7 separate regions of the Homo sapiens genome follow, and all the other regions are linked to region 3. Evidence: chromatin contacts called from ENCODE Hi-C or POLR2A ChIA-PET data. All regions are on one chromosome and are shown on one strand. Each heading gives the region's core, a stretch centred on a gene start or an enhancer-like site at or near the end of the contact. The rest is flanking DNA. Distances are from core to core; before and after follow the strand shown. Region 1 holds the start of JAK1 (Janus kinase 1). Region 2 overlaps JAK1 (Janus kinase 1). Region 3 overlaps PDE4B (phosphodiesterase 4B). Region 4 overlaps DYNLT5 (dynein light chain Tctex-type family member 5). Region 5 holds the start of DYNLT5 (dynein light chain Tctex-type family member 5). Region 6 has its middle 6.1 kb from the start of MIR101-1. Region 7 overlaps JAK1 (Janus kinase 1).

Region 1 (3,131 bases), core at 617-3,116, 850 kb before region 3:
TTTGCAGAAACTAAGACTCAGTCAAAGCACTTAGTTAATATGATATACAGAATTAAGAAGAGGTTATGATTATTCCTATTTATAATGTCCAAAGTCATTCCAGTATGATGTCTTCACATCTTTAAATGTGATCTGGATCTATACAGGGGAGACATTTTCTCCACATTACAAAGCATATTGTACCAGAAATGTCTGGAACCCTGGTGGTCTCCATTAATCTTCACCACAAAGTACAAAAGAACACATTGATCCTTCAATGAAAATAATCCCCTGGTCTTGGAAAACATCAGAGTCACCAAAAGCAAAATCAAGAAACAACACATAATGGGGTTTTGGAAAGGGAAGAACAAAGATTCAATCAATACGAATTGCTCATCTTAAACAAAATCTACTGTGCCTATACCCATATTTAACTCAAATCTTTTCTTCAAAAAATAAAAAAATAGCCAAAACCAAACACGCCCTGATTTACATCTCTCTCTGCATTATTCTCATCACTTAACTACCCATGTTTTACTCCCTGAAAGAAGTAATGACAATTTTATACCACTGTAAATTCCTGCCAGTGAGAGAAAAACCCTATGACTTGGGGGGAAAAGTGTCAATGACATGTATAGCGATGTACTCAACCAGGGGCAGAAGGCAGCTCACAGCCACGTAGTAAGAAGAGTGGCAGGAAGGACGGGGTCCCCTTCCCCAGGAACACACAGGAAATCATGGAGTGCAAACCCTCCAAAAAACGTGTGCACAAACACCTGGCAAACATCGCATCTTTTATCTAGAAGTTCCGTGGTAAACACACATCCAAGGAGCCCACATCCCAGGGACCCTGGGGAGTGACTTTGGAGGAGTGTCTATTAGTCCTCCGATGCTCCCGGTCGCCGACGATGCGCGGATGGAGTTGGAGTGAGGGAGCCAGAGACCAGCCCCAGTTTCGGTTAATCAGTCCCTTTCCAGTGGGATTCGCAATTCCCCGGGTAGTTCTCTCCCACTGTTCCCCTTCCCTGGTCCTCTCGCCCAGGGTCTCCTTTCCCACTTCTCGCTGGCTACCTGAGGCCTGGTTCCTAACAGAACCTAAGAGGGGAGGGGGCGTTTCCCGAGTTCGCGGACGCCCAACACCCAGCTCCAAATCCCAGAAACTTTCCCTCGCTGAGACCGCAAGGAAGGAAAAAAGCTAAGACCCTCAGCCTCCTTCCTGGGGCCGAAGAAGAAAACCTTTCTGCGCTGCCACCCCGGCCGGGAGCTGGCGGTCAAGTTCGCGGTACAAGGAGCTAGGGACGTCAGCCCTCCAGCCCGCGCCTGTATCTCGGGGTGGTATAAACAGGATGTCAGACAGCGCGCTCCGGGCTTGTTTATGAAAACTTGCCGTGCGCGCTGGGGGAGGGGGCGGCCTGGCTTAACCGCTCTTCTCCCGGCCGGGGGCCCCCGCCCGGCGACCTCCTCGCCGCCCGCCGGCTCCGCGGGGCTGGAAATCCCCGCCTTCCCCGCCCGAGCCGCGGGGTCCTGAGCTGCGCTCAGGAGCAGCCCGGGCCGCGCAGCCTAAGGACCGACCAAGAGCGGTGGCCGCGCCTCCGGCCAGTCCGGGCTGCGCGCCCCTCGCCTGCCGACCGCGGCCGCCCCGGCTCCTCCACCTCCCCCGGTGACACTCACCACTTCCGTGTGCGCCTGGGCCAGGCAGCGCCCCGTCGCTGCGCTGGCTGGGGTCGACCGGCAGGCTCGCTAGGCGGCCAGCCCCGCGGGGCCCCAGCGTGCGCGCGCCCAGGGCTGAGGAGGGGTCGCGGCGAGGACAGCCGGGACTGGGCGCAGGCCCGCACTGTCTGCAGCTCCAGGATACTCCGCGGCCGCCGCGGCCTGCGCTCAGCGACGCACCGCCTCCCGTCCCGCCCCGCCCCGCCCCGCGGCCGGCCCCACCCCCGTGGCCGCCGGGCCCACCCCCTCGCGACGTCACCAGCGGCAGCCCCGGAAAGCGGGGCGGGGTCGCGGTCCCGGCGGAGACTCTGCGCCTCCGGCCTACCCGCCCCGCCCCCATCCGGCTTCGCTCGCGAAGCTGCCCCCACTCGTCTCTGTTCACCGCGTCCTCTAGATTCTAGAATCTAGAAACTCATCTAGGACGCGAGGTCATCTATCGCGGGGAGTAAAATTGCCAGGATTCGCCCGTAGATTGACCCCTCCCAGCTCTGGAGCCCCCTCCGCCACACCTTTGTGCGCTCGATGCAGAAATGCATCCCGCCTCCTCCGTATACGCTCCGCTTCTTACCCCAGCTCAGTAGGAGAGGAGCTAGTGGAGCACTAGACTAAAAAGAATTTAACAATACAGCCCCCAGCTTGGACAAGCTACTGCAGATCCAACCCATTCCGTATTTTAAAAGCTCTTTACGAAAAAAAAAAAAGCATATGCATAATAGGAATTAGAACTACATTCACTGATACCTAATGCATGTACAGCGCTTTTCATTTTTTACTAATAACCTCTCAAAGTAGTAGCATCATCTTATCCATGAGGAACAAATTAAGTCTTTAGTGTCTTAATCAAGGTCACACTGTAGCCAAGATTCATACTTCGTAGGCAGTCCACGGACAAATCCTAACAATTTTATTTCCTTAGGTATCTCTCCAATCAGTTCACTTGTCTATGTTCCGGCAACACGGTCCGAGCTGCCACCATCTCTCACCTGAAGGGACCACGAACATCTCTTAAATCGTCACTCCATTCACTCCAGCCCCCAATTAATTCTCTACAATGAACTTTTAAAAATTCAAATCTGTTCCACACACTCCCATGCTTAAAACACTCCAGCGACTTCCCCCTGACAATCCCTGGATGAAAATCCTCCGAGGCCGTGCACGGTCAGAATTCTGCAGCTTCAGGGCTGTGGACAGAGGCTGCCCCACCTGTGCTGACTTCACTAACCCTGCTGGACAGTTCCTGATCACTTGAGTTACTGCAACTGAAACTGAGCAAGATATTCTGGGTGTGGAATAAAGTCAAGCATCCGAATTAGACTACTGAATTTGAGGTTTGGCCTCCACCAGTAACCACCTGTGTTGCCCTAAACAATTCTTAGTTGACTCAATTCTCAGTGGAGCAGCAGACAAAAGGATCTCCAAAGTGCCTTCCAGAAGTACAGAAA
Region 2 (3,040 bases), core at 409-2,908, 950 kb before region 3:
GAGTCATTGGCCCATGTGGCCAGGGTGAGCTCTGACTTAGATGATGGGTGCACCAACTTGTGTTGGTGCTAGACTTGACTGTGTCAACCAGGACAGGACAGGATGGGGCAGGCTCATAAAATGTGCACCAGGCATACACCACGTTGAAGAGCCAGATCATGGACATGTCAGCCTCTCCCTCACTCCCTTCGGGGTCTCTGGGGGATGATAACGCCTTAGAAGCCAAAGCAACACAGGCAAAATGCACAGGCAGGAACCAGACAGAGCTGGGCAAGTGCCTGCCACTTTCTCACTGAGTGACCCTGTGCAAGATCCCATGCCTCTTGATTAGTCTCAGATTCCTCATTTCAAGTAGAGCTGATGCTCAGTCCCCTAAGGTTCTTACAAGGACTAAGACAGACCAAGATACAGGCACAGCATATAACACGGGGCCTAATATCCAGGATGCAGCATGTGACACGGGGCCTAATATCCAGGATGCAGCATATAACAGGGGGCCTAATACCCAGGATGCAGCATATAACACAGGGCCTAATACCCACGATGCAGCATATAACACGGGGCCTAATACCCAGGATGCAGCATATAACACGGGGCCTAATATCCAGGATGCAGCATATGACACGGGGCCTAATATCCAGGATGCAGCATATGACAGGGGGCCTAATATCCAGGATGCAGCATATGACACGGGGCCTAAAATCCAGGATGCAGCATATGACACGGGGCCTAATATCCAGGATGCAGCATATGACACGGGGCCTAATATCCAGGATGCAGCATATGACACGGGGCCTAATATCCAGGATGCAGCATATAACACGGGGCCTGATATCCAGGATGTGCTCCATCAACAGCACTTCTTCTTTTCTCCCTCCATTTCGCATCTTTCCATTAACATCCATCTGAGCTCTTCTACTTCTCCCTCTTCACTTTGTTTTTACTATATTTTTCTAATAAAATTAATGTAAGTTTTTTGTTTAAAAAAAAAGGAGGGGAGAATAAGAAAATTAAAACCACTCATAATGCCACCATAAATAAGTAGCTGTTAATATTTATTTTTCTAAGAGCATGTGTATATACATGCATACCTATTGATATTTTGAACAAAACTGGTCCCATTCTATAGGTAAAGTTTTATATCCTGCTTTTTCCCCTGACCTTTTTTCCAGGTCATTAAAAAATTCAGCAACCTGATTTTCTAATATTCTGCTTCTCAGGCAAATTGTGATTTATTTTCCTATTCTCCTATTATTGTATATTTAAGTTATTTTCAGAATTTTGACACTTTAATTACTACTGGAATGAATATTCTTATTCATAAACCATAACCTGCCTCTCACATTGTTTCTGGAAGATAGATTCATTCTCTAGATTCCTGAACAGAGGGATATATAAATATTTTCAAGGCTTTTAACAGGTTACCAAACTGTTTTCCAAAAGGTTATATCAGAAAGACAAGTTATTCTGAATACAAGAGAGTGACTGTCTGCCCTAAACCGTATCACCAGGCTCTTCCTCAGCACTGAGCGTTATCATTGTGACACAGTATCTGCCACATTTTGGCAGAATGTGGCCTTTCCTGGTGTTGGCTCCACTCACCTTAAGAGTGCTAGCTGTCTCACCAGCCGCTCTCTCTGCATGTTGTTGGCTGTGACTTCCCCTGACACAAACAGGTTTATTTTGGCAGAGTTCCCACTTCCTGCTTGTTTAGATTATGTCCTCAAGTGATACCAAAAAAGAGGAAGTGAGATTAAACACCCTTTCCTCTGTCCGAGAGTCACTGGGGTGTGCCTGACACCATATCGATGACTGCCACTGTGGCCGAGGCTCGCCTGAGGGCAACGTGGGGCTTCCTGCTTTGCACTTCAGCTCAGCAGAGAGGCCGTGCCAGAACCCTTGGGAGGAAACACTGACATTCGCTGGTTTTCTTTTCCTTCAAATCCACTAGCTTTGTGAATTAAATATTGATGCTGAGGTGTATTTGGGAGGGAAGCAAATCCTAAGGCAGATTCACATTTCTGAGACCAAAGAAAGGCACTGGAATGTATCGGTGTAACTTTAAAACACTGAGAATGCCTTGGTAATAGGAACTTTTTGGCTTCAATAAGAAAATCCTGTTTTCTCTTTAGGACAGGAACTCTGAAAATCATGTGCTGCAGAACGGAACTCAGCAATTCTCCCTCTCATCACCAGATCCAGACTTAAGAGCTTCTGGGACAAACTTACCATTTTCTTGTTGTCCTGCTTGTTAATGCTGACCACAGACTCCTTTATTACAATGTGAGTGATTTCAGGGAAGTAAGAAAAATTGTTCCACTCTTCCCGGATCTTGTTTTTCTCCTCATCCTTCTTGTGTTTATTTTCCAGTTTTTTCCGCTTCAGTTTATTTTTTTCCTTTTCAACAGAAACAACCTGATAAGATACATAAAAGGGACAGGGTTAAGTTGCTTTCTTCATTTTCTATTGGTAAAAGGTCAGTGCTGCTGGGAAACCTATGCAGGGCCTAGGTCCAAGGAAGAGAAAGCCAGCTCTTCTGGACTTGCAGGATTGGGGGAGTTGGCACCTGCAGGGTTAGGACCAAAGAACTGGGTTGTATCAGGGAATCCTGGGCTTTCATATCTGGAAGAGACCTTAATGAGCACACTGTCTAAACTATATAATACGCAATGTGCACGGAAACTCAGAAAGGGAAATCACTGCTCACTAGACATGCATCTACATTCAGGTCTCCTCACTTCCAGACTACTACACATGCTCTGACACAAACAGATAACATACTCTTCCCAGTTACCACTGAGCTGAACATGAGCTTTCTCCTATCACCAATCGTCTTGACTTTGTAACAGTACTCAAGTCGGGATTTTCCAGAGAAGACACGAATTTCATGCTTGAAATAATCTACACACTGAATAATATATATCTGCACAAGTGAAAATATTTTGTGTCGCATGAGCCCTGGAGACCAGAGATCTAGGTTAAGTTCCTGCCTCTGCCAATTACTTAACTAGTTACATCATCTCTTTGAGCCTCATTTTCC
Region 3 (2,994 bases), core at 389-2,888:
AGACTCAGTATGTTAAAACTTTAAAAATATTTATTGAGAGTTTCAGTATGTTCCAGGTATATAACTTAGATATATTTATTTTCATTTTAAAGATGAAGAAATGGAGAGGTTCAGATTAATACTTTTTTCAGCATTACACAGAGCCAGGATTCAAACTTAGGTCTATCTGACTCCAAAGCCTATGCTCTTACCTACCACATTGACTTGTAAGACTTTTTCTTAAAGGGTTATATTTTAAAATTATTATTAATATTTACAATTATTTTCTATTTAATTCTTTTCTTAAGTACATAAATGCCATAAGTGCTACCCCCTTTTCATGCAAATATAGTGAGTTAATGTGGAGGATCTACTACTAAATGCCTTTAGGATTCTGCTAAACGCTTCGAATACGTTAGGGTTTCTCAACCCCAGTGCAATTGATACTTTGGGCCAGATGATTCCCTGTTTGGGAGACAGCCTGTCTCGTGCATTGCAGGGTGTTTAACAGCATCCCTGGCCTCTACCAACTAGATGCAAACAACACTCTCTTTTCCCCCTACCCAGTTGTGACAACCAAAAATGCTTCAGACATTATCAAATATCTTTTGTCAGAGAGGAAATCACCTGAAGTTGAAAACTAATGGTCTACATTATCTCATCTTATCCTTAGAACACCCCATGAGGCTCATATCATTATGATCTCAGCTTTACACAATAAGAATAACTTGCTCAGGGTCATATGCTGAGAAATAGTATCTTCAGGGCTCAAATTGAAGGCTTACCTATGACTTTGGACTAATTTTTGTTGTATTTCATGGACTACGTCTTGTCTTCAAACTTAACTTGAGCATCCTCAAGGCTTGGCTATGTCAGATTCTCCTTTTTCTTTTGCCCCAAGGGCACCTAGAAAAGTACTTAATACCCAGCTGTGCTTTGACAGATGTTCATTAAGCAAATGACCCATTTTATGTGGGTCATATTTAAATAAGCATATTTTAAATAAAATAGAGCTGAGTGCAGTAATTAAGAATCAGACACATCACAGGTTTACATCTCATTCCTGCCATTTATTAGTTATAGGATCATGGAAAAATTTTTGACCTATTTGATTTCCTCATTTGTTTGTGACTAATAATCCCTCCTGTGGATAATGTGAGGAGTGAGTTAACATATAAAGTCATCTAGCATAGTACAAGACACAAGGTTACAAAGTTAAGTACATGATAGCTACTAGTAATACAAATAATATTAATATTAATGATAGTAAGGTGGCTTGGATTTTCTCTTTATATTATGACATAATTTACATATACTTTTATTTCAATAAATTTAGAAAAAAATTTCTTGTCTGCCTAAGACAACTTGAAAGCTGCTGTTTCATTAACGTTAAATAAAAATTACATGAAATATAAAATATACAGAAGGTAAATGAGGAAATTAGGGGGAAAAAGTAAAGCCAAACAAACAAACCAAAAAAAACCCCAGGACCATTAAAAGACAAAATTAACATATTGTAGTACTGAGGTTTCAGTGAGGAATTAAGCTTAGTTCCTTTCATTTCACTAAAGAAGTTTTAACCCTTGTGGTGGCTCAAGGGCTAGGGCTTCTTTTGGCTTTGAGAGCAGATGAATTGACTCATCCCTGACCTCAGCCCTCAGCCTTCTGCTGATTTGGCATCTCTAGCTTCCTTCCCCGAGGTCTGACCTTTTGCCTCATTTCCTCTGACTCAATTTTGGGTTCTGTTCTTGGCTTTCAGTTTCTGCTCTGAGAGTTCCTTTTCTAAATTTCTGGGTCCTCTTGTAGGTTAGTTACTCACTTGTTTCAGTTTCTCTGCTGGTCTCCTTCTTAGGGTATGGCCCTCCATGCTCTGCCACACCTGGGTTGCATCAGCTGCTCAAAGGCAGCATTTCTCACCTGCTGCTGCTCTCCCTGATCCAGGGCCAACTTGGACAAATCCCTTCCAAATGTAATTGGCCATAATCATGTAGGTTTTAACTATAGGTTGGTGGCATTAAATTTCCAAGACAGTAAAATGTCAGGGTGGAAATTCATTGTTTTTAGATACTGGAGGGACTTTCTGTGTTTTAAATGCCTCTCAATTATTTTTTTCATCCATTGGCACACTTTGGAATGTTAATATTTGTAGTAAATACTGAACTACATAGATAATGCTGTTTGTGGTTCTAGGAATTACATGCCTATCCTAGGGACTGAGGGGACGACTGTCTCAGCCTCCTATATGATATTATGTATAGAAATGCACTGGTTGAGAAGCTCTATTCTAAAGTCTCCATGAAAACACAAATAGATAGCACTGGGCAGGGGTTGGGAGAGAGTATAACACCTTAAACAATTATTCTCTAGCTTCTTTATTTCTATTTGCCTGTCAACTGCTTTCTAAGGGTCCTAGACAGCCCTGGAAAAGTTGCCCCAGGAATACAAAACCTTAAGAATGAAGATAAGGACACTAAAGTTTCTGTAGGGGCTGGAGAGGGAATACCTAAATCTATTCTAAGACATGTTGGGAGATACTAAAACTGGAACGAGATTGGGAACAGGCAGAGAGTTAGGAGGCTACCGAGGGAGTTCAGGAATGAGGTATTGAGGGTTTGGTTTATTAGCTGCTCACCTGTAGAGGAGTGAGTCACTTATTTAAATTCATACAGAAAATATGTAAGCATATATGGTGGGTTGGTTGTTAATACTTTGTCAAATGCATGCCACTTAACTAATCGTGGGAGGTCACTATAATTACCATTTAGATGTGAGAGGTATACGGAGGGAGAAAGAAGTCAACAGTAATATGCAAGTTACTATTTTAATTAATTGGGGGAATTGAATTGCCATTCACTAAAGAAAGACTAAGAAAAAGATACAGTTTTGCTGGGGGAAATGGCATGTTGAGTTTTGAACGTGCAAGTTTGAGATATTTTTGCCATATAAAATAATACCTATCTGAAAAGTATTTGGAAGGTGGTCTGGAACTCTCAGGAAAAAGCCAGATCAGAGTAA
Region 4 (3,003 bases), core at 284-2,783, 960 kb after region 3:
TGGAAAGTTATCCATGATACATTTTAAATTTTTTTAAAGCATCTATAATATGAGCCCATATGTAAAATCAAATGTCTGAAATGATTTTTGTTAATGTTAACAGGGGTTAGAGAACAACTGAGGTTAATAATTTTTTGTAATTTTACTTTCTTCTCTATGTTTTTCTGTATGTTTTGAATTTGTAAAATGAGCATACACTGTTTATATGATTCCTATGGAAATAAAAGGGCACTGAACAAATTTATCTACAATAACTCAAAAAAAGTCAATCTGCAAAACTTTCTATTTGCACACCAATCTTCAACCAGTGGGATTTTTAAGCTGCCCTTATGACATTTACCAGTTTCATAATGATAATAATATTAAGTGCACTGATTGTCAATCTTCAGTAACTGATAGTGAAGACAGTTTATAAAAATCCTTATTTGCTTTTTTGTCTTGGAATTTTCACTCCAGCTAATTTGAGTTTTGTACCACCTCTTCTTCTCCATGAATTTTTAATATGGTGTTCAGTAGAAAAGAAATTGAGTTTTTATGAATACCTTCTGTATTATGCAAGTAAGTTTTAATTGCAGTGATTAATTATTTCATTGTCCCTATTTTCATTCTGTCTGTTATAATCATACTTGGGACTTTGTCACTAAGAGGTAAACAGGACATTTGAAATCTGTCTGCCTTTTATACATGTACATTAAGCCCTTTGCCTCATTCCCTTTATCTCTGAAATGGGTAGAATAATGAATCTTTTACTTACCTCAAAGGATATTGTGAAAGTAAAATGAGATAATTTATGGGAAATGTTTTACAAAGTTAAAAGTAGCATATATAGTAATGGAGCAGACTGACTTATCTTAGAATCAAGGGGTTTATGTAACATTGGGTTTTTTAAGCAGCAGTAATCATCTTTGGTATTGCCCACAACACCTGCAGCCAGTGTGGCCAAACAGGCTGGTTGCTACTTCAAAGGGCAGCAGTAAATTGAGGAAGGCAGGTGTTATAAGAATAAAGATTAAGTCACTCATCCAGAAATCCACCATGAAAAAAGCAGCCAGAATTTCTTCCATCATTTTCTTGGGCTGAGTGGGTAAACCCTAATTTATCATGTAAGTTGTATTGCATTAAAGGATTTTTAAAAATAGATTACCCGTGATTTTCTTAAAATATCGATTTGCAAGAAGTTCATTAATTCCAAACAGCGTAGAACTAAGTATTTTAAATTCCTTGCAAGAAAAAAGATCCCCAAAGATTAAGAGCAAATATCTATTTTTTATTTAATTAAAGCAAAAACATAGCCTGCTTAGAAAAGTGGTCACTCTGAACACACACACACACAAACACACACCCACACACACACACATGCTATTATATCCTCCCCTTTGAAATGACATCTGTCTTAAAGTTCATTTTCACAGGTGGAGAAAATTGAGGGTGCAGCATTCTGAGACTGTCATTAGTTACAGCTGAATTTCCTCTGAACTAAGTTGAATTAAGTAGTGCTGGAGAGACAGTGGGGCCTCCTCTTTGCTTGGGTCTCCTGTTTAGCACCAGGATAAGCTCATATTGCCTTGATAACGAAACCAAAACCCTTTTTCGATGTTGAAAAGGCCGATTGATGCTTATTAATGTATTATAGTTTTGGTGAATTGCGGTTTCCTCTACCACGTAGATGAGTTTCTCATTTTTCTTTTTCATACTAAAGGGATTTTGTGAACTACATATAATAGTGAACTCTTTATAATACTCCATGTGTATATAGAGTTGTCTTCCAACATTTTAAGCTTCCTCATATGTCCCCCAGCCCTGTTTGTGAGCTTTATCTACTTTGAGGAGAGGCTTTATATCAGTGGTGGAGATGCGATTGGCAATGGATTTTGAAGTATGTACTGTTACCCCATACACATACATCAACCCAGGATCGCTTTCTGGATAATTTGATGACCTGGGTAACTGCCCTGGGCTTCAGCCATCACATTGAGACCTGCTCCAAATAATTCCTCTGCATCTTAATATTTCCATCTCTAAAATGTTTTGGACTTTCAATATGCCACTAGGATATTTACATAAGACTTACTTGAAATTTTCTGAGAAAACTTCATCTTTGTAACATTTTAGCTTAAAGCAATATTGTATTTTGTTATTATTGTTATAATAATGACTAAAATTTGTTTTCTCCCTTGTTTTTAGTTCTATGAGTACTGTGTCTTATATGGAAGAACCCAGTCAGCGTGATGATATCTCTCGCCTTACAGTTCAGATGGAAAACACCTATCAGTTGGGTGTGTTCTTTTATCTCTCACTCCTATTTTAAACTTCTAAATTGGTGACTGATTCTCTTAAAAATGATATTTGATAACCTGGCATTGTCTTCAATTCTAGCACAATATAAGGGACTTTAATGAATTGAGTGATTTGATGTTGCTTTAGTTTCTTCCTCAGCAAAAAGGTAACAACACTTGCTGTCTTACTTTTCTTTACTAATGTTTCCCAAATGCCAAACAATTCACTGGGTGGCACTGATGCATACAGTATACTACTGACTTAACAAATTCACTGAGTATTTCTGGGTACATAGATATGACTTAAATGAAAGAGATAAGTATTGATATTTTATCCAACAAAACCAATCAGTGTTGTTAGGTGAAGGAAAAAAAAAAACTCAAAGCAAAGGCAAATGACTCATAGTCCCCTGTTGACAGAGACGTTTATCCATTACCACTGAGGTTTTGAGTCTTTGAAAACAAAGATCTTTGCACCTGCCGCTATACTCCCAGGTGGAGTCCGTGGCAAATATCTTTTCCCATCCATGTTTCCTCATAGACCCACTTGTTTTCTCTAAAAGCGTACCTGCCCACTATTACCTGAATTCATACATAATTACTGCTATATGGAAATTCCACAGAGATTTACCAAGGGGCAAAGAAAGACTCTATGGGCCAAGGTGATTCCATCTGTGGCCAGTTAACCCCAAGAAAATTATAGACCATCAGCCTGTCCCCTCTGGCC
Region 5 (3,080 bases), core at 468-2,967, 940 kb after region 3:
CTCAAGAGAAAACCAACAACGGAAGCGAAGACTTACTTGCTCCTTCACAGAATTGCAGCAAAGCTCTCTGCTGGGCAATGGTGACAGGAAAGTGTGTAATTGACTTGTTGAAGATAATCATGAGACCATCTTAACATTACTTGCCTTATAAGTTAGAAATAGTATGGATATCACTCTTTGTAAATAATAATTTTTGTAAATGTTTTTTGTTCATAATTTTCCCAATCACCTATTTCACAAAATCCTGAATATGCAATTATTTATTATGACACGTTACTGCAACTAGGGCTCCCATTCCAGAACAAAGTTTAATTCTATATGTAAGTTGTTACTGAAATGTGATTTCTTTTTCTGGAAAATAAATGAAAAATATGAAAATAAATTGAATTGTGAATATCTTTTGCTGTCAGCCTCTTAAAATTTTACCCGCATTTCTGGAAAACTTCATTCCATGTTTAGGGTAGGGATGGTGGGCCAAAGGTCTGTCAAAGGTCAAGGGTTAAGAGTTAGACAAATTTCAGCTCTGTGATTTAAATATCGACTTGAGCATGTTACTCAACGATTCTACATTTCCTTATCTTAAAAAAAAATAGAGTAATGTCCCCTATGTCATAGTCACTGAACAAATTCAATGAGATAATGTTTATTCATCACCTAGCAGTTCCTATCTAGTCCATAGTAGATATTCAATCAACAATCCTTTCCTGTTCTTATCTTTCTGTGAGTAGAGATTGGGATGGGCAAAAATATCTATTTCTCTTCTTCCAACACTATCCTAACACTGTGCTCCACCGGAATCCCAATGTATTACTGTCAGCTAATGCTAATTCCAGCAGGACACTCATCAAGAGCCATGCCCTTGGCTAGATGCTTGGAGGCATCTTGTTTCTGCTTCCAATGATTGCCCACTACAGGAGGGTCCCTATAGTGTTTATTTTGTTTGCTTTTGGTTTGGGGAGGCCCAAACCAGGCTTAGGCTGGGGATAGTCGCTGAAGAAGAGGAAAAGCCCATTCATACCAGCAGGTAGGTCCTCAACCCCAAACAGCCTCATTTCAAAGCTTCTTAGACATTAACAGGCTCAGAAGAGTCTTGTTAAGGAAAGCGAAGGAACCCAGCCCGGTTTGTAACACATTGGAGTTAAGACCATGAGTTTCAGGGGCCTTGGGCATATTATTTAACATTTTAGAATCTCAATTTTCCAAATCCTTTAAAGGGAAAACATTCCTTTCTTGACAGAGTTATTGGGACGACTAAATCCCAATGTTTGTCGGTATCTGGGGTATCTGGCCAATGTAAGTGCTCATTTACCTCCACATTCCACCGCCTGTGCCTTGGAGGGGGAACGTGCGAAGCAGCGTTAGGAGCCGGGAAAAGGGCAGGGCTACTTTACTTTGTCTTTGCGCTTCGGATTTCCTGTGCTAGGAAACCGCAGCACTTCCCACTCCTGCCCCTGATGTCTGCGGGAAAAGGAACTTGATGAGGGGCCCTAGGGGTGCAAATGTCTTTAGTCCCAAATGTCTTCCTCGCTACACAATGAACCAGTTCCCCTCCAGCTCGCCGCCAACCCAGGACGCAGCCCGGCTCAGAGTGACCCCCAGTGGGCAGTGAAGATGAGATCCTCTACATCCTTAGGGCAGCTCAGAGGGCCACTCAGCGGCCAAGTCCGGCCGGGGAGGGCCGAGGGCTCTGTTTGAGGTCACCCTGGAGACCGGCCTCAGAGTCCAGGGAGAGTGCGCGGGCGGCCGCCGGCTGAATGAAGCCTGGGACGCGGGAGCCGCGCCGCGCGCAGTGTCTGCAGTGCCGGAGGTCTGGGAGGCTCCGGGCGAAGCCTCCCTGCTGCAGGTAGGGTCGCCTCTCTCTGCAGCGCGTCTGGACCCCAAAGGAAGGATAGGGGGCAAGGGATCGGCCCTTTGTTGAGAAATGGCCCTACTTGGCCCCGATCTCTCCGCCACCTTATTCCTCCTCTCCCCAACACATAAGAAAAAATGATCCCAAATTTGGGAACTGAAAGTCGGTCCCAACGGTTCGTCCCCTGCCCCATTGCATGGCTGGGGGCTGGGCTTCAAGAGTGATGGCCAACGCAGAGCCGGCCAGCAAGGTCATCCCCTGACCCGGGGCGGTCTTCCTGTGGCTGGCCGCACCCATGAGGACCTCCAGGTCCCAACTCTGGCCTTTCTTGGGGAGGGGGCGGCCTGCAGGGCAGCTTTGGAAACAGCTGAGGCCGAGATGGGTCTATGTGGCTTTGCAGCAAAACCTGAATGACCCACCTAATCAGGCTGTGTGTCTTTCCACACTCATAAACACACTCACCTTCGTACACACGAACACAGACACACTTATACACACAGGCACCTGCACACACAGAGATGCACACTCACAGGTACACACTCAAGGACGCTCACACTCACGTGCACACACACACCACGCTGCCTGCCTCACCCACACACAGCACCTCTGCTCTGACATTGATGCCACTGGGTTTTAGGGTATGTTCTTGTGTGCCCTACCTACTCAACTGCCAGCTCCTTGAAGGCATGGATTCTCTTCTATTTTTATGCTTTGGTGTCTAGCACAGTATTTCCTTATCGGGGCTCTCACATTTATAGATTATGAAATAATTTAAATGAATACTTAAATTTGTAGGTAGACAATGAGGGCATTATTAGAGTTATAGTCCAAGTTCTGGGAAGTCCATTGCTACTACCAGCTTTTTAACAAGTATTAGTAGGAAGGAGGGAGTTTTCCAATAAATTATTTATTTAAAAGTTAAGTCCTATTTGCTCTTTACAAACTATGTAAATGTTGCTCGAGAAAACAAAACAAACAACAAAAAATCTTTGGGAAAGCAAGGTTAATTTTAATTTTTATTTATTTATTTATTTTCTAGCTCCCTACCCCTAATTTTATTTTTTAAAGTCATGGTGGGTCAGGCACAGTGGTTGATGCCTGTAATTCCAGCACTTTGGGAGGCCAAGGCAGGAGGATCACTTAAGGCCAGGAGATTAAGGCCAGCCTGGGCAACACAGAAAGATCTTGTCTCTACAAAAATGTTTAAAAATTAGCTAGGCATGGTGGTGCA
Region 6 (2,822 bases), core at 280-2,779, 750 kb before region 3:
GAAGTGAGTGACAGATGAGTAGAATCACTAAAATGCCACCAGGTGTCACAATTGTTACTTTGCCACACATTGTTTTCCGGTACCTTTTGCTATGTTCAGGATCCTTTTACAAAAGCAGCAATAGCCGGGTATGTGGGTATCCCAATTTTCCCATGACACCCCTGCTAGCCGTTCTAGAACCCTGGACTTTTACACTAATCTCCCTAATATAACAGTAATAATGTAATACTTGGGGTCCCCAATCATCACATGGAACACAGCAGTGGAAAATAGAAACACAAACATGAAATAACAATATTTCATACAGTCACCACTTTTGAAATTAATCCATGGGGCTAGGCACAGTGGCTCATGCCTGTAATCCCAGCAGTTTGGGAGGCCAAGGCGGATGGATCACCCGAGCTTAGGAGTTCAAGACCAGCCTGGCCAACGTGGGGAAACCCCATCTCTACTAAAAATACAAAAAATCTGCCGGGCGTGGTGGCACACACCTGTAGTCCCAGCTACTCTGGAGGCTGAGACAAGAGGATCGCTTGAACCTGGGAGGTGGAGGTTGCAGTGAGCCAAGATCGCGTCACTGCACTCCAGCCTGGAAGACAGAGAGAGACTCTATCTCAAAAAAAAAAAAAAAAAAAGAAAGAAAAAAAGAAAAGAAATTAATTCATAGATGAAAAGGAGTAATGCAGGCCTGAGCTGTCCAATGAAGTATATAATGCAAGCTACACATGTAATTTTTAATTCTCTAGTAGCCACACTAATAAACAGGTGGAATTAATAGCATATTCATTTAACCCAATATATCTAAAATATTATCATCTGAACATGGAATCAACATAAAATTAATGGGCTATTCTACTTTTTTTGCATTCTTTGAAATCTGAAGATTACTTTGCACTTACATATCCCAATTCTAAATTTTCATCAAAATACTTAATTTGCGTTTGGATTTCAAAACACTTAGTTTCAAAAGTAGATGCGTAAGCTCAAGTATGTTTCCAAATATAAATAAGCTTTCCAATAACTAAATCAAGTTATCAAAGTCTAAAATTAAATAAAATTTAAAATTGAGCTCTTCCTCACCCTAGCCATATTTCAGGTGGTTAATAGCCACGTGGCTAGTGGCTACCATATTAGGGCAGGTATCCTGTCTCTGTCACCTGGATTCTTTTAAACCCGAACCAGAGTAAAAGATGTTACCCCATCAACCAGAAAGTCATCTTACAGCACCCACCAAGTGCTCAAATTATACCAAGTATTTTCTGCTCCACTTCCAATCTTTAAGTTGTCAACACTTCAGTGATTATCGTTTATTAGGTAGCCCTTCCAAAAGACTGAGTATTTTAGCTCAGAGAGGAAAGCATATCTCAATTCAGGGACTGAATGGAGACACTGAGTGAGATTCAAAGACAAGAAGTTAATTTCCAAGGTAGAGGTGGAAAATCCTGACATCCTTACTTCTTTGTCCAGGGTATCAGTCACCTACAAAAGTTACAATTATTGTTTATCACAATTATTGTTTATGAGCCTCTCAACTTACATACTCACAGCAGCTGTCACTGCATCCTCAGGTTCTCTGTCTTCAAGTGCCCTCCTAGCTTCCTGAAACAACCTTCTCTATCTAGAGCAGATTCTGCAGAGAGGCCCCTCTTTAATTCATATTCTGAAACGTGCTTGTTATTGTTGACGTACAAAAACTTATGAATAATTCAATAAATGAATCTTGAACCATCCTATTTATCATTCAGTGGTCTAGGTACCCAACTCTAGAGGAAAGCTTTTCTGAAATACACGGTAAGTATCCCCCAACCCTCCCTCAAAGGAACCAATTATGAACACTATACAGTCTTCTCTCCCTTCTCACTCCCCATGTCAAAGTTCATTGTGTTCCTCCTGCAGCTGATTTAAAAGTTGATCTTTTCAAGGAGCTGGATTCCTAAGGTAGTTCTATTTTGAGCCTTCTTCCTGTTCTGAAGCTAAAGTTGGAAGGGCTTAGGTGGTGATGTCATGGAAGGGAGACTGTTGGTTTTTATAGGAGGGTCTTCTCTGGCAACTCTGGGGATGCTCAAATGGGGAAAACTCAGAGTGTTACTTTTGATCTTTTCCCCCCTCCTTCCCTTTATAGAATATCAGCTATTCCTTAGCCAGCAAGAAAACAAGTTCAAATAAGCCTGCAAACAGATTTACATATTTTACATGCTAAACATCTAATAAATGAAAAGACTGAGAAAAAGAAAAATGCCTCACTGTAAGGAACAGAGGGTGACAACCTCTTTCTCCACCCCTCTCCCCAAATATCTATCACAGAACAAGGGGCAAAGAGGAGGGGAGGGTCGACTGGTAAGCAGAATAAAGGGATTATAAAGCTAGGAGGCTTTTAGAGGGAAACGCTGTTGGAATATTCAGGACAGGAGACCCTTGGGTCCCTGCTCTTCCTCTGTGTTTTCCTCCCTTTTGGAATGGTTAGACTTGGGCTGGGTGTGTCTTCTGCTTGGGAGGCGTTTTTTTTGGCGCTGGAAAAGCAAAAGGGGCCAGGGTGGGGCCTGGGGAAAGAAAGCCAGAGACAGGCTGCTTAGGCCTGGCTCTGGGTTAAGCTTAAGGGGAAAATAAAGGGGGCTACGGAGGGACAGCAGATTCCATTAGAAGACCCAGAGGGGAATAAAAAACAGCGCACTGGCCAAAGGGGGTCACTTCTCTCTCTCCCTCAACCTAGGCCCAGGAGCTATTTGCTGGTTGGTGGGGGACAGGTCCAGAGGGAAGAGAAAATCCCAAAACATCTGCAGATCACAACTTGCCGGGGGAAAGGGGGGCTGGGGACAGACATG
Region 7 (3,081 bases), core at 328-2,827, 930 kb before region 3:
TACTCATCTAGTAAAATGCAGAGCTGAGAATCAAACCAAGACACAGCTACTGAGGGGGTGAATCAATGAGAACTAAACAAAACTTTACCCCACAGAGGTGAAAAACAGGAAAGAAAACAATACTGCCCTCAAACATCACTTTCTGTAGTAACAGTGAGAGCTACAAGAACCTGTGGCATTCAGTATGTATTTCTGAAATTGATGAGTTTCTGCAATATTCTGTTGAGCCAGTTACAGAAGAGACACCACTCATTTTCTATAAGGTAGGCTAGAAACCGACACCCCAAACTGGCTGACCCTAAGCCCAGAGTTATAGGAGGTCCAGCGACTGTGTCCATCCTCAGACTCACAGGCTCTCTCCTCTCATCTCTTTCCCAGCAGCTCCTTGGTCCCTCATTAACAGCAGCCCAATGACTCTGCAACAATGACCTTTGCTTACAAACTGAGTGAGGTTTATACCTGCTGTGCTGATGGCAAGAAGCTTGGCGAAGAGAATAAACAATATAAACCAAATCTCAAGGGGAAAGGGAGAAAACAAAAAAACAAAGCCTTAAAAAAAACTTTAGAACCACTGATTTACATCTAGGTGTTCTGATAATTACAAACACACTTAAAGCTGCTGTCTAAAGATGGTTATTTGTACACATTGCGGCCTAGTCAAAATAACTTGACAATATTACTGGATTTTTCCCACTAATAATCTATACACCTCAGCCCATTTTATTCTGTGTCAGGTTTAGTCAGTAAGAGCCTACTACGCTCTTCCCCATACCATAAGCCTCTCCCCTTTTCCTGAAACTCTGGTGTGTGAAGATTTTAGGCAGAAAGACAAATATCAGAAAGAAGGTAGGTTTTCTAAACAAGCTGTACTACTAACAAGATAAGCAATTCTTAAAATAACCAACCTATCCCCTCAGAGTTGTTCTGAGGGTTAAAGGTGGGATAAGTAAAGTAGGGATCAGGCTGTACGGCATCATAAATGGCTACTTCATCATCATAAAACGAGTTGATAGAACCTTTTTAAAACAGCTTTGAGATATAATTTACATATTATAAAATTCACCAATTTTTAAGTGTACAATTCAACAGATTCTAGTGTATTTACTCAGTTGTACAACCATCATCACAATCCAAGTGGATTAGATCTGTGATTTAACTTAATTTCTATGATTTAACTTGTCATTTAAAATCAGGCAAGCAAAAACTGCCAATGTCCTCAAGTTCAAAGGATGAAAGGGACTTTGGTTTCCCACCTTCTGAGGGCAACAGGCTAACTTTAAGACAACTCTCACTTGAAAGGAGAAAAAAAAGCTTGTGTTGTTGAGAGCCTCGTCCTTTTCACAACTTGGGAACTTGACTAAGCCACAAAGCAACACTCAGCTTCTCACTTCAACTCAGCACCACGCATGGGAGGGCAGTCACGGCAGCAGAAGGAGGGGTCAAACTTTTTAGGAGAAGTTTCGAATAATTATTAAGATATTGAGATACGCTACTTGCTGAGCAGGGACTTAGTCCCAGGTGTTTTACGTAGCACCTCATCTAGTGCTGATATTATTCCAATTGTACAGATGTGGGGAAATGAGAACTGAGCCTGGATCCACAGAAGTCAAGCGTCATCCCCTGGTATCTTATAGTTCATTAGTGACGGAGCAGAAAGAAGCCACTCTGCAGATGAAGAAAGTGAAAAGCGAAACCCTCAGAATTAGAATCACTGGCCTAAGGTCACGTGCAAGTGGCAGTGGCAGAGGCAGGGAGGAACCTGACTCCAGAGTCCACAACTCTTTCTGCCCAGCAGCGCTACAAGGGGCAGAGACCCCCAGATCTTCTGAACTAGTGTGTTGGTGAAACCCCCAGCCCTGGGCAGCTGCCAGTACTCACGGCATGCCTGTGCAGCCCTGATGCACAGTTCCTCTGCTGTGTACTCTCCACTGCCCAGCCGGAGGGGCTCCCTGTCCGACAGATAGAAGATCACTTCCACCCCTGGCTCAGGGGCCTCCAGGTTCACCTCAGTCTTCTTGGAGCTCCTCATTTTAGCACAGAAAGCCATGGCATTGCAGTCCTCTTTTATATTTAGATACTGTTGTGGAAGGAAAACAAGACTATGTGGTCACTCTATGTGCTAAAAGTTCTTATGGCAAAAGGGAGTGTTCTGAAGGTAAAAAAGCAGAAACATTTGGTGTTGGTATTGGATACGTACCTCTCCCCTGCCCCTTCCCTTCCTGGAAACCAAACATGTCAGATCTCATAAGAGATGAAACCATGGAAAATAATTATGCATACTAATTAATGAATTGTAATTTATTAATTATGTATTTTTGAAAATATGGTCAGACCATATTTTCAAAAATCAGAATAATTTTAGACATGGCCTGAATTTATTTTCTCCATTTGCACCCAAGTTGTAATTGAAAAATGTAGCCCATTCTGGAACCAACAATGTTAAAGGACTGATTATTAGTTACAAATTCTGCTGCTGTTTCTACTGGAATCACATAAGCTTTGAACAGACTTATGGCAAGAATCAGCATTTTAATTTCATGTCCATCTCCCACTAAAAAGCAAGCATGGTGAGGGCATGAACCGTATCTTATCTCTCTTCACATCCCCACCTGAGACACTGCACACAAAATGATGACCAATTCATGTTCATAAGTCACATGGAAGGGCCATAACAATTAATGAATGGAGCCTGGTTCCTACCACCCCAGGAGGAGCGGCAGGACTTTGACGCAGCACCAGGAGGGCAGGAGGAGGCCTTACTTTGGAACAGTTAGAAAACCCTGGTGAAAAGTGCGTAAGTAAGTAATTCACATAAGCACCCTCCAAAGGGAGAGCACCTAGGGCCAAAGAACCAACCTCAGCAACTTAGCCTTGGGCAAGGCCAGAAAGGAGGAAAGAAATGAGGGAAAGCCCTACACATTCTTTCTTCTTCTTGCCCAATACCAATGGGCTACAAACTAATTCGCTGACCCCACACTCCTACTACTTTCTTCCTGTCTGCCAAGCCAACCTTCACTTAAACCCCTAAAGTAATTTCTCCATAACACATACCAGATCCTCCAAGGGCTTCCCATTAATCTA

The links. Hi-C counts contacts between places; a loop is a spot of excess contacts on that map. ChIA-PET counts read pairs that join two places held with the same protein, here RNA polymerase II (POLR2A). Pooled maps may share reads with other maps.
Region 1: a loop to region 3 is called in a pooled map, with 8 times the contacts of the local background. The contact joins the promoter of JAK1 here to the enhancer-like site in region 3. A Hi-C loop is called at or near these places in 16 of 37 single-sample maps with no recorded cell type and 9 of 50 pooled maps. POLR2A ChIA-PET finds 5 or more read pairs at or near these places in 1 of 52 experiments (activated CD8-positive, alpha-beta memory T cell).
Region 2: a loop to region 3 is called in a map with no recorded cell type, with 17 times the contacts of the local background. The contact joins two enhancer-like sites. A Hi-C loop is called at or near these places in 5 of 37 single-sample maps with no recorded cell type and 9 of 50 pooled maps.
Region 4: a loop to region 3 is called in a pooled map, with 3 times the contacts of the local background. The contact joins two enhancer-like sites. A Hi-C loop is called at or near these places in 3 of 50 pooled maps.
Region 5: a map with no recorded cell type shows a loop between it and region 3 (3-fold over the local background). The contact joins the promoter of DYNLT5 here to the enhancer-like site in region 3. A Hi-C loop is called at or near these places in 2 of 37 single-sample maps with no recorded cell type and 4 of 50 pooled maps.
Region 6: a map of naive thymus-derived CD4-positive, alpha-beta T cell shows a loop between it and region 3 (4-fold over the local background). The contact joins two enhancer-like sites. A Hi-C loop is called at or near these places in 1 of 168 maps with a recorded cell type or tissue (naive thymus-derived CD4-positive, alpha-beta T cell), 5 of 37 single-sample maps with no recorded cell type and 11 of 50 pooled maps.
Region 7: a pooled map shows a loop between it and region 3 (5-fold over the local background). The contact joins two enhancer-like sites. A Hi-C loop is called at or near these places in 1 of 37 single-sample maps with no recorded cell type and 7 of 50 pooled maps. POLR2A ChIA-PET finds 5 or more read pairs at or near these places in 1 of 52 experiments (AG04450).

Annotation. Positions count from the first base shown.
Region 1 is chr1:64,964,683-64,967,813 of GRCh38, forward strand. It overlaps JAK1 (Janus kinase 1), which reads right to left and starts at 1,867. Exons shown (of 25, transcript NM_002227.4): 1 at 1,651-1,867. RefSeq lists a silencer at 1,212-2,091.
Region 2 is chr1:64,862,558-64,865,597 of GRCh38, forward strand. It overlaps JAK1 (Janus kinase 1), which reads right to left. Exons shown (of 25, transcript NM_002227.4): 8 at 2,230-2,415. Among named protein-coding and RNA genes, the nearest start is that of JAK1, 100 kb to the right of the region's middle. Within about 2 kb of position 1,659, at least 27 of the 41 ENCODE cell types and tissues checked have a DNase peak (open chromatin) inside an H3K27ac peak, as active enhancers do.
Region 3 is chr1:65,810,521-65,813,514 of GRCh38, forward strand. All of the region lies in intron 1 of PDE4B (phosphodiesterase 4B), which reads left to right. Among named protein-coding and RNA genes, the nearest start is that of PDE4B, 19 kb to the left of the region's middle. RefSeq lists an enhancer at 1,652-1,881. Within about 2 kb of position 1,639, at least 2 of the 41 ENCODE cell types and tissues checked have a DNase peak (open chromatin) inside an H3K27ac peak, as active enhancers do.
Region 4 is chr1:66,768,203-66,771,205 of GRCh38, forward strand. DYNLT5 (dynein light chain Tctex-type family member 5) reads left to right here. Exons shown (of 5, transcript NM_152665.3): 3 at 2,185-2,276. Among named protein-coding and RNA genes, the nearest start is that of DYNLT5, 17 kb to the left of the region's middle. Within about 2 kb of position 1,534, at least 2 of the 41 ENCODE cell types and tissues checked have a DNase peak (open chromatin) inside an H3K27ac peak, as active enhancers do.
Region 5 is chr1:66,750,742-66,753,821 of GRCh38, forward strand. It overlaps DYNLT5 (dynein light chain Tctex-type family member 5), which reads left to right and starts at 1,718. Exons shown (of 5, transcript NM_152665.3): 1 at 1,718-1,843. It overlaps SGIP1 (SH3GL interacting endocytic adaptor 1), which reads left to right. Exons shown (of 25, transcript NM_032291.4): 25 at 1-398.
Region 6 is chr1:65,063,189-65,066,010 of GRCh38, forward strand. It overlaps a transcript of JAK1 not described here. Among named protein-coding and RNA genes, the nearest start is that of MIR101-1, 6.1 kb to the left of the region's middle. Within about 2 kb of position 1,530, at least 3 of the 41 ENCODE cell types and tissues checked have a DNase peak (open chromatin) inside an H3K27ac peak, as active enhancers do.
Region 7 is chr1:64,881,399-64,884,479 of GRCh38, forward strand. JAK1 (Janus kinase 1) reads right to left here. Exons shown (of 25, transcript NM_002227.4): 3 at 1,879-2,077. Among named protein-coding and RNA genes, the nearest start is that of JAK1, 84 kb to the right of the region's middle. RefSeq lists enhancers at 1,357-1,536, 1,857-2,026. Within about 2 kb of position 1,578, at least 3 of the 41 ENCODE cell types and tissues checked have a DNase peak (open chromatin) inside an H3K27ac peak, as active enhancers do.